Linked DNA regions of Mus musculus: region 1 is linked to region 2. The links are chromatin contacts, found by POLR2A ChIA-PET in ENCODE. All regions are on one chromosome and are shown on one strand. Each heading gives the region's core, a stretch centred on a gene start or an enhancer-like site at or near the end of the contact. The rest is flanking DNA. Distances are from core to core; before and after follow the strand shown. Region 1 holds the start of Slc39a14 (solute carrier family 39 (zinc transporter), member 14). Region 2 holds the start of Polr3d (polymerase (RNA) III (DNA directed) polypeptide D).

What was found. ChIA-PET counts read pairs that join two places held with the same protein, here RNA polymerase II (POLR2A).
Region 1: POLR2A ChIA-PET joins it to region 2 with 15 read pairs in Patski. The contact joins the promoter of Slc39a14 here to the promoter of Polr3d in region 2. POLR2A ChIA-PET finds 5 or more read pairs at or near these places in 4 of 5 experiments (Patski and embryonic stem cell).

The regions. Positions count from the first base shown.
Region 1 is chr14:70,350,018-70,352,717 of GRCm38, reverse strand. It overlaps Slc39a14 (solute carrier family 39 (zinc transporter), member 14), which reads left to right and starts at 1,294. Exons shown (of 10, transcript NM_144808.4): 1 at 1,294-1,438.
Region 2 is chr14:70,442,087-70,444,786 of GRCm38, reverse strand. Polr3d (polymerase (RNA) III (DNA directed) polypeptide D) reads left to right here and starts at 1,316. Exons shown (of 9, transcript NM_025945.3): 1 at 1,316-1,454; 2 at 1,667-1,836; 3 at 2,392-2,435. The coding sequence starts at 1,672. Mir320 (microRNA 320) reads right to left here and starts at 1,277; the gene lies at 1,196-1,277.

The DNA.
Region 1 (2,700 bases), core at 45-2,544, 92 kb after region 2:
TTGTGATACTTGTCCCCACTTCTCCAGTGCTGAATTACAGGTGAGCATTACCAGAACCGGTTGCTGGCCTCGAACTCATGGCTTTGGTGCGGTCTAAGCATACACTGAACCAAAAATCCCCCTTTTACCTTTTGAGAAAGGAGCTCACTAAATTGCCCCAGCTGGCCTTGAACTTGAGATCCTTCTGGCTCTAGAGTAGCTGAGATTATAGGTGTGCACCACCAGGATTGGCTATTACCTCACCAACCCCCAGCCCCACACTCTGGTGCTCTAGCCAGCCCGCAAGAGCAAGCTGCCATTGAGCTGAGTTCTTCCTGCCACCTGTTCTAGGGACATGGAGTTCTACTCCTATCACTTCCTTTTTGAGGGAACTTTCCCCAGCACTTAGATGCCATCTCTCTATTGAACAAATCTAGAGATACCACAGCCAGCTGGACACACTCCCTGTGCTAGAACAGAAACCCCCGCCATTCACTGGTTCCAGTGCCACTTGAGGTTCTTCCATGGGGCCCTCCCTGCCCCAGGTGACAGTTGGTTAAGCGATAGAGGAAATAATCCTAATATCCAGCTGAATAGAACAATAAGAGTTTAGTGGGTGGTTTATTTTTCTCAAGAAATTTGCATATACAAGGCTCAGTATCCAACACAATAGGCCCTTCCTACAGCGGAAGAGACTCCCTCCCAGGACAAACAAAACCTAAGGCTTGACCTCGCTCCTTAGGAATCTGATTAACTGTGAGAAAGAGGTGCGAAACTCTGAAAAAAAATGAATATGATCTTTTATTTGGATCGTTACAAGTTATTTTAATTCTTTTGGTTGGCTGGGGTAGGCAAAAAAAAAAAAAAAAAAAGCAGTTTATGAAGCGCTCCATCCTGCTTACAGAATATTTTAGAATTGGAGAAAACAGAAAAGTCTCTTAGATTCATCAACAGTGTTAAAACCACAAATGTCTACCAAGAGAGGGGCACTCTCCCTCAGGAGCGACAGGATGGAAGGTCACGCTGTGAGTTTCCCACAAAAGGGGCTAGGAAGGACAGATGGGAGGTTTCCAGAGAATAGCGGAGCCTGCAGGGCCTCCGTGAGTCAAGGATGGAATTCATCAAGGAAGGGTGGATGAAGCTAGAGAGAGCTAGGATGCGAGCCGGGGATGCACAACGCTGGAGGACCAGGTTGGCCAGGGTAACGACGCTGTTAGCTGGCGGTCCCACGTGGCAGGCCCGGGGGAGCGGGGCGGGGCAGCAGGCGGGGGCGGGCCCAGCGGTGACGCGCAGGGTATATGGCCGGGCATGCGCATGCGGCGGGGGCCGGACGTAGAGAGGGGGCGCGTGGCTGTTGGCGGGGACGCACCCACTCAGTAGCTGTGTCGCCCGCTGCCTTGGGGGGGGGGCCCTGGATAGTGAGGCTGCGTGGGCCCGACTGCCGGCTGGAGGACTTCAGGTGAGGACGGACCGGGCGCAGGCAGGATGGGAAGTCGGGCGCCTCCGGGTTAGGGGGGACACCGGGTGGGGGTTGGAGACACCGGCACGCCGAGGACCCAGAGTCTTTTCGGGAGGCCGCGCACTCCCTGAGCCCAGTCCTGGTAGCACCTGATTGCCGTGCCACGGTGGCGAGGAGAAGGAGGTCACTGCGCTGTCCCTTCAGCTGCAGGGCCCGGGATGTGTGAACCAGAGAAGGACGCCGGGGAGGTCGATAGCTGCTCAGAAAGGCTGAGATGAGCTTTCTAGAGCCCCAGGACACAGAGCGCAGAGGAAGCGGAGTAGATGGGTAGATCAGATGCTCTGCGGTGGCGGCTGCTCGGGGGCTCTGGTGTCTGGATCTTGCATCCCAGGAACCTATGTGTCCTTCTCCCTGCCCCACGCCAGACCACCCTCCGGCTGGAGAGTGATGCCCGATTCTTCTGGTTGGCTTGGGCAGGAGTGGATAACCGCAAGGGTGGCACCGCGCTGAATTCTCCCCTGACTAACGGCAGCGATGCCTCTTGGGCTCACTTAGGTTGGGACTGACCAAATTAGGTGGTCTGGTTACCGGCTGCTCCCTCTTAGAGTTTTAAAGCTATAGCTAAAGTAGCCATCAGACTCACCTTGTGATCCTGAGGTAGATTCTAAGCCGGAAAATTGCCTCTCTGGGTTGTGGGTTCAGCTTTAAGAATCTTCTGTCACCCCGGGGCCTAGATTCTAAGCTGATCTGTAGTCTAAATAGTTACATGGCTTGTGCGTTCAAGAGAACTCTCAGTTTGGTTTGGTGAGGGGTGGAGTGCTTTCCTGTGGCCTAAATGGAAGGATAGAGGCAGGAGCACTTTGGCAGGCCCCTCTTCGTGAAGTAACCTGGCTTTGGAATTGTAGCATTAGCTCTTTTTAGCCCCTGGTCATTGGGATAGATATATTTGCTGGAGGTGCTGATTTTAGGGGACGATAGAAACTGGCTCCGGAGTGACTATCTGGTCACTATTCTGGTTCAGGTTAGTACTGAGACCAGCCTGAATTGTCTATCCAAAAGATGTACAATTCCGTACTCCTTACCTATTAAAACAAATCTTCAACACTGAGGGGTTCCAACGTGCCTCCTTGGCCAAACAGCCAGAAACATGTCCAGAATCACAACTTCTGACAACTAGAATTAAAAGCCATCTAGTCCCCTTTCTATTGGTGACTTAGTTGAGCTCTTTGCTAGTGGTTCAAAGTCAGGAGGCCGTGTATGGG
Region 2 (2,700 bases), core at 67-2,566:
TTTATTTATTTATTTTGGTTTTTCGAGACAGGGTTTCTCTGTGTAGCCCTGGCTGTCCTGGAACTCATTCTGTAGACCAGGCTGGCCTCAAACTCAGAAATCCACCTGCCTCTGCCTCCCAAGTGCTGGGATTAAAGGCGTGTGCCACCACTGCCCAGCAAAGTATACTTTTAATATGTACATTTTCTGAAACTCTTTCCTAGGGATATAATCTACAAGAAAGCAAAAAAGTTGGATGTATCAAATGTACACTAGCTATTTCTAACAACATACCTATTTAAAGTAAGTGCCCCATTAAGGAAACAAGTTACGATATATACATATAAATATGCACATATATATCCTCCCATTGGTCATTTGTCTCCGACAAAGAATACACTATTGTGTGGCACAATATTACAGTACATCAAAAATATTTTAATGCTAGCAGCCTATGGAATTCCAGCAGAAATAGGTTCCTTCCCTAGAATTACATAACCTTTTTATTTGTATTGGGGTCGCTGTAGTGTAACATTAAATGACTCCCCCCCCCCCAGATTAGATTGCAACCACACATTACAATAAAAAAATTTTTCAGCTGGGATTGGTGGTGTACATCTGTAATCCCTACAACTGAGGGATGAGTGAAGAGACTGGACTGCTGCAAATTCGAGGCCAGCCTGGTCTACTTAAGTTCCAGACTAGATAGGGTTACAGAGCAGGGTTGTCTTAAAAATACCCACACCTCCCAACCAAAAATCAAAAAACAAAAACCCTTCCAGTTGAAGAGCAAACTTCAGTTCCAAAGGCTTCCCAGATTTGACTAAGCAGTCATGGGCCCAGGTAGATGAGAAGAGCTATTGGCTGCTCTGTCCAAACTGCGTTAAGGGTGACACCCCAAGACCCCAGGGACCGGCAAGGGAAGGCGCACGCGAGCAAAGGGTCGAGCCCGAAGGTGCAATGACCACGCCAAGGTCAACGCAGGGAGGCTGCAGCCAGCCACGGCCTGAGGGCTCTAAGCTCCCTATGTCCGGAGCCCCATCCCGAGCGGCGACCCCACTGCTCCCAGAGGCTGCGCAGTGTGGACTCCACATACAGCAGGTAGGCGACCTTGGAGCCCCTCCACCTCCGACCCCGAGGACCGCACCTCTACTCCCTGCCAGGGGCCGAGACACGCCCCCACGAGTCACACCCCGGCACAGCTTACAGTCCACCTCCCACATCCTTTTTCGCCCTCTCAACCCAGCTTTTCCCGACTCCGGGAAGAACCGGGAAGAGAAGGCGGAGGGCGGCGAGGCACCGTCGGATAAATACTATGGTCAGGTCACGCCCCCTTGATGTCACTTCCGCCCCAGGGTAAGATGGCAGCGCCCGGTCCTTGCCACGCAGACTTCCGCCTTGCCCGGAGACCCGCGGCCCGTGGTTGCTCTAGTCGGAGGTGAGGTTGTGATACTCGGCGCAGAGCCTCCACGCAGGTGCGTCACGAAGTCCCCAGGGAAAGGGCAGGTGACGGAGTCCAAAGCTAGGGGTGGGGCGCTCCGGGAAGCCTCGCCACGTGGGACGGGGAGGAGCTGAGCTGCAGCGAGAGCGACGCACGGGCGGGGGGCGGGAGGCCACGTGGGTGCGGTTCCGCCCAGGGTCCTCGCGTCCAGCCCTTGGAGTCACTTTGTTGCCTACTTTCTTCTAGGAACCATGTCGGAAGGAAACGCGGCGGGCGAGCCCAGCAATCCTGGAGGGCCGCGACCCCTTCTCTCTGGGGGCCGGGGGCTGATCGGCCGGCGGCCCGCACCCCCGCTTACGCCCGGTCGCCTTCCCTCCATCCGCTCCCGGGACCTCACCCTTGGCGGAGTCAAGAAGGTACCTGCGAGCGCGTTTGTATAGAAACCCACCCAGGCCGTAGGGAGGCGACTCGTGATGTTCATTCATGTGCTGCCTTGGGCCCCTGGTGGGATGTCAGCCTTTAGAGAGACCTGCAAACCTAGGTGCTGGTACAGGACACTGACAGGGTCTCCTAGGCAATTAAAAGACAGTGAATCTAGTTGATTCAAGACATCCGGAAGTGCTTATTATGTTCTGGGCTCCTTACAAAATCCCTTGAAAGCCAGACAAAATTGCTTTACTTGCAATTTCGAGTGTTCATAACTCTGTGGATGTCAGTATTGAAAACTAATAATCTAGTAAGTGATGAATCTTAGGCATGCCGGTAACTGCTCTTTGTCCCCTCCTGTTATGTGTGTAACAGTAGATGTAACTGTACCGAGTAGCTCTGAAAAGGAATAGCAAACACAGGATAAAGCATTTTAGCTTTGCCTTGGGGGCTACTGGTGATAGTCTACCTGTCTCTCTAAGCCATCCCAGGACTGTTGGTCAGTTGAGCACATCGAAAATACAGTACTGTGTTTTACTTTTCAGAAAACCTTCACCCCAAATATCATCAGTCGGAAGATCAAAGAAGAGTAAGTAATGAATGAACAGTACTCACCCCGGTTAGCTCTGAATTTGGGGACGTAATTAGGTTGTGTGGCCTAGAGATTTTAACTTACGCTATTAGCTTATTCACCAGTGGTTCTCATCCTTCAATCCTGGGTTATATAGGGGCATGTTTCTTTTTGAGACAGTGCCTCGCTACATGGCCTTGCATGTCCTGGAACTCACTTATGTAGGTTGCTGGCCTAGAACTCCCAGAGATGTGCTTGCCTCTCAGACCTGTGTCCTGAGTGC